Regions from separate parts of the Homo sapiens genome. Here region 2 is linked to region 1. A link is an interaction called in ENCODE POLR2A ChIA-PET data of the cell type or tissue named here. Cell type or tissue: MCF 10A. All regions are shown on one strand. Links, peaks and the distances in the headings refer to the core of each region. The heading gives the core; the rest is flanking DNA.

Evidence for each region. Peaks named below come from ENCODE experiments on the same cell type or tissue, not always from the same donor. Only the 100,000 strongest peaks of a DNase experiment are listed, where the experiment ranks them.
Region 2: POLR2A ChIA-PET joins it to region 1 with 6 read pairs; 4 of 35 experiments call an interaction of 5 or more read pairs at or near these places.

The regions. Positions count from the first base shown.
Region 1 is chr3:50,334,515-50,339,877 of GRCh38, forward strand. RASSF1 (Ras association domain family member 1) reads right to left here. Exons shown (of 6, transcript NM_007182.5): 2 at 3,391-3,497. RASSF1-AS1 (RASSF1 antisense RNA 1) reads left to right here and starts at 2,997. Exons shown (of 1, transcript NR_109831.1): 1 at 2,997-3,786. RefSeq lists silencers at 2,401-2,710, 2,781-2,960 and enhancers at 3,032-3,603, 3,431-3,690, 3,771-3,860. In MCF 10A, for the core only: no CTCF peak of the experiment used is centred there; DNase peaks (open chromatin) are centred at 1,167 and 3,007.
Region 2 is chr3:50,147,728-50,153,090 of GRCh38, forward strand. All of the region lies in intron 1 of SEMA3F-AS1 (SEMA3F antisense RNA 1), which reads right to left. Among named protein-coding and RNA genes, the nearest start is that of SEMA3F, 4.9 kb to the right of the region's middle. RefSeq lists an enhancer at 2,921-3,592. In MCF 10A, for the core only: no CTCF peak of the experiment used is centred there; DNase peaks (open chromatin) are centred at 3,314 and 4,194.

The DNA.
Region 1 (5,363 bases), core at 148-5,147:
GGAGAAATGCCAGACAGACTCTAGTGCCAGGGCAAGAAGGAAGATCATTTTGTTTGCAGAACAGGGAGGGCACAGGGATGGTGCTAACTTGTTCTTGTGATGGCTCTGAGCTCCTACCTAACAATGAGAAAGCTTGCTCCTTCTTCCCTTCCTGGATGACCCAGGAGCCCTGGGCTGGGATGCAGTGACCTCATTTCCAGCCCCTTCCCTTCTGGTGATGAACCTCCCTATCTTCACTCAGAAAACAGACTTGGATTAGAGGCACTGCACAGCCCTTCCAGGATTCTAAAGGAGGAAGAGTTTCTTTTTCTGTTTCCAAAGCTGCCTGCTGGAAGAGGATTTCAACAGCCATCCCAGTCGGATGCACAGCAGGACCATGGAATTTCCCTTCTGCACCATAGGGACCCACCCTCCACTCTACCACTGTCCATAAAAACTGATGGTTTTTTTTTTGAGACAGAGTCTCGCTCTGTTTTCCAGGCTGGAGTGCAGTGGTGCGATCTTGGCTCATTGCAATCTCTGCCTCCTGGGTTCAAGCAATTCTCTGCTTCAGCCTCCCAAGTAGCTGGGATTACAGGTGCCTGCCACCACAACTGGCTAATTTTTTGTATTTTTAGTCGAGACGGGGTTTCACCATTTTGGCCAGGCTGGTCTTGAACTCCTGACCTCATGATCCACCCACCTCGGCTTTCCAAAGTGCTGGGATTAAAGGTGTGAGCCACTGCACCTGGCCTAAAACTGATGTTTTTTTCTTTTTTTTTAACATATAACTTGGGACTTCTCAGCCTCCTATTCTTTCTTTTTTTTTTTTTTTTTTTTTGAGACAGAGTCTTGCTCTCTCATCCAGGCTGGAATGCAGTGGCCCAGTCTCGACTCACTGCAACCTCTGTCTTCTGGGTTCAAGTGATACTCCTGCCTCAGCCTCCCCAGTAGCTGGGATTACAGGCACACACCACCATGGCCAGATAATTTTTTTGTATTTTCAGTACAGACGGGGTTTTGCTATGTTGGCCTGGCAGGTCTCGAACTCTTGGCCTCAAGTGATCTGCCTGCCTTGGCCTCCCAAAATGCTGAGATTACAGGCATGAGTCACCAAGCCCAGCCTTCTTTCTTTTTTTTGAGACAGAGCCTCACCCTGTCACCCAGGTTGGAGTGCAGTGGCACGATCTTGGCTCACTGCAACCTTTGCCTCCCGGTTGAAGTGATTCAGTCTCCCAAGTAGCTGGGACTACAGTCACACACCACCATGCCCGGCTAATTTTTGTATGTTTAGTAGAGATAGGGTTTCACCATGTTGGCCAGGCTGACCTCGAATTCCTGATTGCAAATGATCCACCTGCCTTGGCCTCCCAAAGCATTGGCATTAGAGGTGTGAGCCACCGTACTTGGCTTCCTTTTCTATTTTTGAGACAGAGTCTCACTCTGTCACTCAGGCTGGAGTGCAGTGGCACGATCTTGGCTCACTGCAACCTCTGCCTCCCAGGTTCAAGTGATCCTTCTGCCTCACCCTCCCAAGTAGCTGGGATTACAGGTGTGCACCTCCGTGGCTAGCCCTCCTTTTCAATTGGTTAGTGTCTTGTGGTTTTCCCACCTTTCCACAGTGGAAAATGGCTCAGGACTGACTGACATGAAGACAAGCCCAGGGGTCTACACTCAACTCAACCCTTGCACCCAAGCTCTGGGCTAAGATTTTGGCGTGCTGAGCACCACCCATTTTGTAAGGAATTTTGTAAAATTTTATCTGAAGCATCACTCACAACTCCACTTTCTTTACTTAAATAAGGATTTCCGCCCCATTTCTGCCAGGCATACTGAGCTTCACAGTCCCTGTTTCTTTTTCCTGGTGCCTAGGCCTGGTTCTCTGAGCCTGGTGGTCACACCAATGGCATCTGGCACACAGTTCTCCGATAATGGGGATACCTAGGAGGTTCCGAGACACCTTACAGTCCTGGGTTAGTAACCTGGATCTCTTTTTCCACCTCTTTAGGCATTTTATAATCTAGCTTTCCCCCTTCCTGTGGGTAAAGTGCTCCTGAATGCTTATGGTCCAAAACAAGACTTCTTTCCTATCTATTCCCAAATCTTTCTCCAGATCCACCCTAGAGGAAGGGAACAGAATCTTCCACATTCCAGCAGCTGGTGACAGGCCAGAACAGGGAAGAGGTGAGGGCTCAGCTGGCTCCATACAGGAGTGCAGATGGAGGAGCAGGATCTCTCTCTGCCTCTCAAGTTTTCCTAAACATACTTCTCAATTCCTGGCGAGGACTCTTCCCTCTCCACATCCTCCCCTAGTCTCCCCAAGGAGGGAGCAGGAGCATTCGAACGCGGAAATCGAGGTGCTAGTCCAAACTGCTCGGTCGGCTTTAGTCATAGCTGGATAATGCCCGGCTCAGGTCTACCACAAGCCATACAGCTGCTTTTTCCGTGTTCAACCTGTCTGTGACAGAAACCAAGGGGGCCCCGGCACCCAGCATCTAGGCGGTGGAATCGGGGTCTTACGCACGGTTCCGCGGGCAGGTCCCCGGCCAGGACCCGCGGGGAGCCACGTAGCCAGGAGGGTGGGGCTGCCCACCGACCCAGGACGCGGCAACGGACCGGGGAGGGCGGAGCTCCAGCGACCGCTTCCCCTCCCGCCCGCCGGCACCCCCTGGCTCCCACCTGGTCCCGGCGCGGCCTGCGAGCTAGCGAGGTTCGCGCGGTGAAGTACTGCTCGAGCTCCGAGTCCGAGTCCTCTTGGCTGCAGTAGCCACTGCTCGTCGTGCTGCTCCAGGTCATTTCGAAAGAAGGCGCCTCCGCCTCGCCCATAGCCGTACCCGCCCGTCCCCCAGTCCTGCGCGTCCGTAGCCGCCAACCACCGCCCCGGTCGCGTGCGTGCGTGTACGCGTGTCAGTGTGCGCGTGCGCCCGGGCCAGAGCCGCGCCGCAACCGTTAAGACTGAAACGTAGATCGCCGGGATCTAGCTCTTGTCTCATTGGGGCAGGAACGCCGGGGCGGGGACACGCACGCTTCGCCCCCAGGAATGACCTCATCGCTCCGGAGCTCCACTCACAGACCCCACCTACCACAGGGAACGGGGGCGGGTGCCAGCGTCCGGGCAAGCGCACAAGAGTGGCCTCTGGCCGGAGGCGAGGGCGGGAAGGTGCGGGAAGTGCGCGTGCGCGGAGCCTGGGTCAGCCTGGGCCCGGGTCCGCTTGCAGCGGGTGGAGTACTTGCGGAGCCGGCAATCCAGGCTCCCCTCCCAGCCCCCGCGCAGAATTAGCCTCTCTGTGCCGCCGGGAAATCGGCAATTAGAACGCTCCTTGCGCGCGGCACCCAGGCAGCCCTCGAGAATGCCTGCACTGTGGCCTGCCCATCCTCGCCCTTCCCATACGCCCTCGGCCCCGCGCTCACCACGTTCGTGTCCCGCTCCACCGCGGGTTCCCAGCCCAGGTCCCGGGGCCCGCAACAGTCCAGGCAGACGAGCGCGCGGCAGCGGTAGTGGCAGGTGAACTTGCAATCTGCAGAGAGGCCTGGCGGTGAGGCGGAGGAGCTCCAGGTCGGGGAAATGTCCCGGAGATTGAAGGGAAGCCCCAGGGAGAGGGCCGCTGCTCGCCAGGCTCCGCAGGCCCGACCTATCTCAGTGGGTTACCTCACACTGCTACGCGGACTCTAATGTTGGCCACCTGGGCGTCTGGAAACCGGCCGGAAGGCCACAGGCAGAGAGGCCTGCTCAACAGTTGGATCTCTATCGCCTAGCACAGAACTTCCCCTTTCCTCATTGGCAATTAAAAAAACAACAACAAAAAACTGCGTCTTGCTTTTGTCACCCAGGCTGGAGTGCAATGGCGCGATTTCGGCTCACCGCAACCTCCGCCTCCTGGGTTCAAGCGATTCTTCTGCCTCAGCCTCCTGAGTACCTAGGATTACAGGCGCCCGCCACCATGCCCAGCTAATTTTTGTATTTTTAGTAGAGACGGGGTTTCACCATGTTAGCCAGGCTGGTCTCAAACTCCTGATCTCAGGTGATCCACCCGCCTCGGCCTTCCAAAGTGCTGGGACTACAGGCTTGAGCCACCGCACCCGGCCCTTCACTGGGAACGTATATGGAATACATCTGCCCATTTACTTGAAGGAAAAACTAAACACCTTTAACCTACGTCTGCCCTGTGGTTGTCACCTGTCTCTACTCCCCTCAGACCAAGACACTGGTCTCTATACACTCTAATCCTTCGCCTTCACTCTCCCCTCTACCCACTCCAGCCAGGCTTGCCTCTTCCTCCAGGAAACTGCCCGGGACAGGGTCCTCAGCGATCTGTGTACTACCAAATGGAATCCAGTGTTCCATTCTCCATTCTCACCCCCTCAGCATCATTTGAAGCTTGCTCCCTTTGACTCCCAGGGGCTACACTCTCCCAGTTTTCCTCCTACCCCCTGCAGCTCCTGCTCAGCTCCTTTGCAGATTCTGACTCAACTTCCATATCTCACGATGAAGTCTGGGCTCAGTCCTGATCACTGGCCTGGTCTGTCTACATTCATCTGCCCCAGATCCACGGCTGAAACACTGACCTAAACCCTCAGACTAGATCCTCCGTGCCAGTACCTTCACTAGGATGTCTAAAAGACGTTTCAAGTGAACATGGCCAAAATTTAATTCCCTTTTCTTCAGCCTCACTGCTACACTTGCCCAGCTTCCTCTTTGCAGCAAAAATGGCCACTAGGCTCCCAGTTACTGGAGACAAAAGCCCAAACTTATCTTTGATTTCTCCCTTGTCTCTACCTCTGATAAACATGCCCAAATCATCCTGCTTCTTATCTCCATGGCTACTTTATTTCTCTTTGAGAACGCTGCAATGTCCCAGCCTTGTTCTTTTTTTTTTTTTTTTTTTTTTTGAGACAGAGTCTCACTCTGTCGCCAAGGCTGGAGGGCAGTGGCACGATCTCGGCTCACTGCAACCTCCGCCTCCTGTGTTCAAGCAATTCTCCCACCTCAGCCTCCCGAGTAGCTGGGATTACAGGCACCCGCCACTACGCCTGGCTCATTTTTTTTTATTTTTTAGTAGACATGAGGTTTCACCATGTTGGCCAGGCTGGTCTTGAACTCCTGACCTCAGGTGATCCACCCGCCTCCGCCTTCCGAAGTGCTGGGATTACAGGCATGAGCCACCGCGCTCGGCCCCTTGTTCATTCTTTGCATTCTGTCACAACTTTGTGCTCCCCCCAGCTGAATTTGTGATGTCCTCTTGTACCGGATGAGAGGGTCTCCATGCACACACAGACCTGGGACACTATCCATCCACAAGTTCCTAAATAGGCCAGAGCAGTGATGCTCAACCCAGACTCCATGTTACAATAATTTGGGGAGTTTTTAAAATTTACTGATGCCT
Region 2 (5,363 bases), core at 314-5,313, 190 kb before region 1:
GGCCTCAGATCTCTGGTCTGAGATATGAGACAGTGATCTCATATCGCAACTCCTCCTTGGGCATGACCTGGAACCAGGCTTAGGGAGGAGGACCAGGATGACAGGGTGCCCAGTGTCTGCCCACCAGCCCCCCCTCCTTTTGAGGGGCTGCTTTCATCTGGGCCCCACTCCTCTGCTGGGAGCAAGGAACTAGGGGAGGCCACGCCACCGCTGTCATGGAAGGGACATTCCCCAGTCATTTGGAACTAAGTAAGTCCAGATCTCAGCTTGCAGTCCTGGCTGCAGGACCCTCCTCGGGCCCCCCTCCCCCAGGACTGTGGCCACACAGACACATGGAGGGAGTGTGCGCAGCAGATGCAGGCCTGGGAGGCAGCCAGAAACCTCCCAAGATCAGAGCCTGTCACCGCAGCTTTGTCAGGGAGCTGCCTAGGTCTCTCCTAGTCCTGAGGAACACCTCTGCCTAAGGGACTATGCCTGTCCCTGGAGAGCTCACGGTTAAAGCTGCAATGCCTTTTAAGTTAAAGCAGAGTCTATCTTGAGTCCTTGATGCTGCAACTTAAGACCCTCTCTCCTCCATCCACCTCTTCAGCAGTGTGGGGAAACAGCAAATGGGCATCTCTCCATGCCCCATTCTCAGCTCCAGGTAAGGGTGAGAGGGGAAAGCAGCTCACAGCCCCATCGAGTTATTCATTCAATACCTACCACGTGTCTGTCTCCATTCTGGGTGCTGGAGGAGGAGCAATAGATAGACAACAATCTCTGCATTCTTGGTTGGCAGCTTAGCATGAAAATAAGTAAATTATATCGTATGTTGGAATAAGAAAAAGAGAGGGAAGGTAAGGGAAGAAGAGAGGGAAGGTAAGTGGAGATGCAGAATGCTGGAGATGGTGGTGGTCAGGATGGGCATCACTGAGGAGGTAATATCTGAGCAAAGGCCTGAAGGAGGTGAGGGAGAAGCCATGGAGGTGTCTGGGATGGGCATCCAGGCCAAGGGAACGGTTGCTGCAGGGCCCTGAGGCTGGAGTGTGCCTGGAGTGGGAGGAAGAGGGAGGAGGACACAAGTCAGAGAGGTGGGGAAGAGGTGTGCAGGGTGAAGGGGTGTTGATGACCACTCCAAGGATTTGGCTTTGTTTTCTGTTTTAGTTTTTGGTCAAGATGGAGTCTCACTCTGTGGCCCAGGCTGGAGTGCAGTGGTGCAATCACGGCTCACTGCAGCCTCAACCTCCTAGGCTCAAGCAATCCTCCCGCCTCAGCCTCCAGAGTAGCAGGGGCCACAGGCACATACCACCACACCCAGCTAGATTTTTGTAGGTTTTTTTTTTTTTTTTGTGACAGAGTCTTGCTCTGTAGCCCAGGCTGCAGTGCAGTGGCGCAGTCTTGGCTCAATGCAATCCCCGCCTCGCGGGTTCAAGCAATTCTCCTTCCTCGGCCTCCTGAGTAACTGGGATTGATTACAGGCGCAGGCCACCACATCTGGCTAATTTTTGTACTTTTTGGTAGAGATGGGGTTTCACCATATTGGCCCGGCTGGTCTTGAATTCCCGACCTCAAGTGATCTGCCCACCTCGGCCTCCCGAAGTGCTGGGATTACAGGCGTGAGCCATCGTGCATGGCCCAAGGATTTGGCTTTGACTCTCAATAAAGTAGGAGCCATGGAGAGCGATGAGTGAGAGAGGCGGGACCTGGCTTCCATCTTAACGAGGCTCCTCTGCTGGCCCAGGAGGCGAAAAGTGGCCACCTGATATTTCATGTGTTCTGAGGGTGAAATTTAACGTATTTGCTTGGCCAGGTGTGGAGGCTCATGCCTGTAATCCCAGCACTTTGGGAGGCTAAAGCAGGCAGATCACGAGGTCAGGAGATTTAGACCATCCTGGCCAACACAGGGAAACCCTGTCTCTACTAAAAATACAAAAAATTAGTCGGGTGTGGTGGCGGGCGCCTGTAGTCCCAGCTACTCGGGAGGCTGAGGCAGGAGAATGGTGTGAGCCCAGGAGGCAGAGCTTGCAGTGAGCTGAGATCGTGCCACTGCACTCCAGCCTGGGCCACAGAGTGAGACTCCATCTCAAAAAAAAAAAACCAAACAAACAAAAAAGTATTTGCTGATGGTTTGGGTGTAGATGAGAAAGAAAGGGTTCAGGCTGAAAGGACAGAGCCGCCCCTGCTGAGCTGAAGAAAGCTGAGAAGTTGCTAGTGTGGGCCCCCTGTTTGGGTTCCTGATGCAATGTTTATTCCACACAGGGAGGGGCTCCTCAGTCAAGTCCCCTCCCCCTTCACCCTTACCACTTTCATGGCTGGGGCTGCCTGATCATTACTGACCCAGGGCCTAGGTACCCAGAGACAAAACCCCTGCCAGTGCTTCCACCCAGACTCTTACTGGGGAGCCCTCGCCAGAACCAGATACAGACTGAGCTCTAGGCCCAGGACTGGGCTCCCCAGTGGGGGCTGGGTAGGCCCAAGGGAGTGAGGGATGGCTGTCTGGGCTCTGTCTAAACAGGATGTACTCAGGCTGGCCAACGGTCACAGGTCACTTCGAATCCAGCCGAGCTTAGGCCCACTCAACCCCACCTCTCTTACTATCCAACATACACACAGACACACACATGCATAGACACACAGAATGAAGGGTGTGGGGTAACAGGCAAGGATCTCAGTGCCCCGTGTCCCTTTCTCGCTCTGGACTCACATGGAAGCAGTTGCTGATAGATTCATGTGGGGCCCACTGGGAGAACACAGAAGGGTCTGGGTCCCCAGGGCAGGATCTTTTAATGTCTGAAAAGGGGTGTAGGACCTGCAGGGGCCCAGTGAAGCTCCTGACCCAGCCATGAGGACTGGCTTCCTAGGAGATGATGCCTGTCTGGATCTAGAAGGAGACAAGAAAGACATTCCAGGTACAGGGGAACAGCATGTGCCAAGGCCCAGAGGTGAGAGTCTAGAGCTCCTGGAAAAGGCTCGGGATGCCTGAGGGGCCCAGTGCAGAAGGATGAAGAAGGGATACTGAGCCTGTGCTGAAAAGGGCAGTGTTTATTGGTGAAAGAGGCAGCTAAGGGCCCACGTCTAGAGGAAACACAGGGTTTAGACTGGTGCTGAAGTCCGGGAAGAACATTTGTGGTAGAGGGAACAACAGCAGAGACGGCTTGGAGGCAGCTTTAGGGAGAGGCCAGGTCATTCCAGCTTTTGATCGGCTCAGAGCCAGCCCCTGGGGCAGGCTGGGCAGGAGAAGGCTGCACACGGAACCTCAGTGAGTCCCCATGGCCTGCCTCCTCCTGGTGCCACCCAACCGCCTGCCCCGAGCCCCCTCTCCAGCCCCCTTCCCAACACTCCCCCTCCCTGGGATCCAGTTCCTAGTGGGTGGGGGCTGGGCCAGAGAGCAGGCAACAGCGCCTGGGGCAGGGGAGATGAGAAAACCAGAAAGCGAGGAAACCTGAGCCAGCGACGCTGGGGCTGGGCGGGCCGGGGCCTGCTTGCCCTGCCAGGCCCAGGGAACAAGTTCCCCCCTAAGACTAGGGCAGGGGAGGAGGTGAGGGAGTGCTGGTGTGGCTGCCGCCCTCATCCAATGGGGATGGAGGGTCTCTGAGGCCCAGGCCCTCCAAGTCCAGCCTTCGTGTGCAGAGGCCAGGAGGGCAGGCCCCAGTGCACCTCCAGGCTTCCCTCTCCCCACCTGAGGTGAGCCACGGGGAGGCAGACAACAGGGACCTGCAGCAGGAGGCCGGAGGCTGCAGTTCAGTTCCCATGCATCCTGGAAGAGCCAAAAGGAAGAGAAACAGGCACAACCACCGCCAGAAACAAAGTCCAGGCCAGGGTGAAGGGCAGGGTGTATTTGCGGGAGGAAAGCTTCAAGGTTTTCCTGCCCGTTGCTGGCACCATCATCCAGGTGGGGGCTGGGCCAATGACTTCCCTGTTGTAACCCTCACTGTTGGCTCGGTCACCCCTCACAAGCTCCAGGACCTCAAGACTATGAAGTCCACCCTGAAGCTCAGCCAGGTCCACCCAGATCCGAGTGCAGTGTATCCCACGCAGCCGGGGCACACCTGGGAAGGAGGAGGAGGCTGCCCCAGGAGGGTATTCCAGAGGTGGATTCAGTGCAGGAGCTGGACCTGGCCTAACCAGCTGTGTCTGCACACACCCCTTCACCTGCGTGACCAGACTAGCACCAGGGCGGGCCATGGGGGAGGCTGAATGAAACTTAGGCCTAAGATCTGAGTGTCCTACCCAACAGGAGGGAGGTCAGGCCAGTAGGAAGCCAGCCTGTCTCTCTCCCTTCAGATGACGCCACAGGGCATCCTGGGTGGTTCTCAGGTGGAGTTAGAACAGCAGAGTGGCTTCTGGAGAGGAGGACAGAAGGATTGTGGGTGTCAAGGAGAGCACAGGGTGGGGGGCAGCCAGTCCAGAGGAGCTGAGAGTAGGGCAGGGAGTTGACTCCCTGAGTCTTGGCTTCTTGGCTGTGTTCCCTCTCCGATCTGGTGCTGCAGGGATTTGCTCTCTTATTTTTGCTCTCTTATTCACATGATAAAGATGCGTGGAGTTCCAGAAGTGCCCTGTGGGACTCCAGCAGGCATCCAGCTCCTGCGTGCCTATCAGGGTTGCAGGCCCTTGGCTCCATGTGGGCCCTGCAGCCTGGCCTTCCTGTCCTGGAGCTTTCCCACAGCCACTGAAAATGCCTTCTCCAGGCACCACAGCCTGGTGGCTCCAGGCCTCCCCCAACCCTCCCTACCTCCCCACTCTCCTCCCTCATGCTCAACTGTACAATGGGGACAACAGGGCCTGCTTCTCAGCCCAATTGTGAAGCACCTGGGGGTGAATAACCGCAAAACTTCCTGGCATGCAATGCCTCCCAACCTGGTATCCAGAGCTGGTTTTGAGGGGTCTGTGGACCTCTGAAATTGAAGACAAAATTGTGAAAAGCTATACAATATTCCCCTGAATAATATAATATACCTCGGAGATATGGCGGGTTTGGTTCCAGACCACCACAATAAAGCTAACATTGTAATAAAGCAACTCACAAATTTTTTTGGTTTCCCAGTGCATATAAAAGTCATGTTTACACTATACTGTAGTCTGTTAAGTGTGTGATAGCATTATGTCTAAAAAATGTACATATCTTAATTAAAAAATACTTTATTGCTAAAAAATGCTAATGAAGTGAGCACATGCTGTTGGAAAAATGGTGCTGATAGACTTGCTCGACACAGAGTTGCAACAAACCTTCAACTTCAGAAAACACAATATCTGCAAAACGCAATAAACCACAATAAAATGAGGTCTGCCGATATGTATATGCACACACACACACAAACTATAACAACATATTATGATGATACAAAATGCTCACCCCAGCACTGACACAGAGCAAGGGCTCAGTG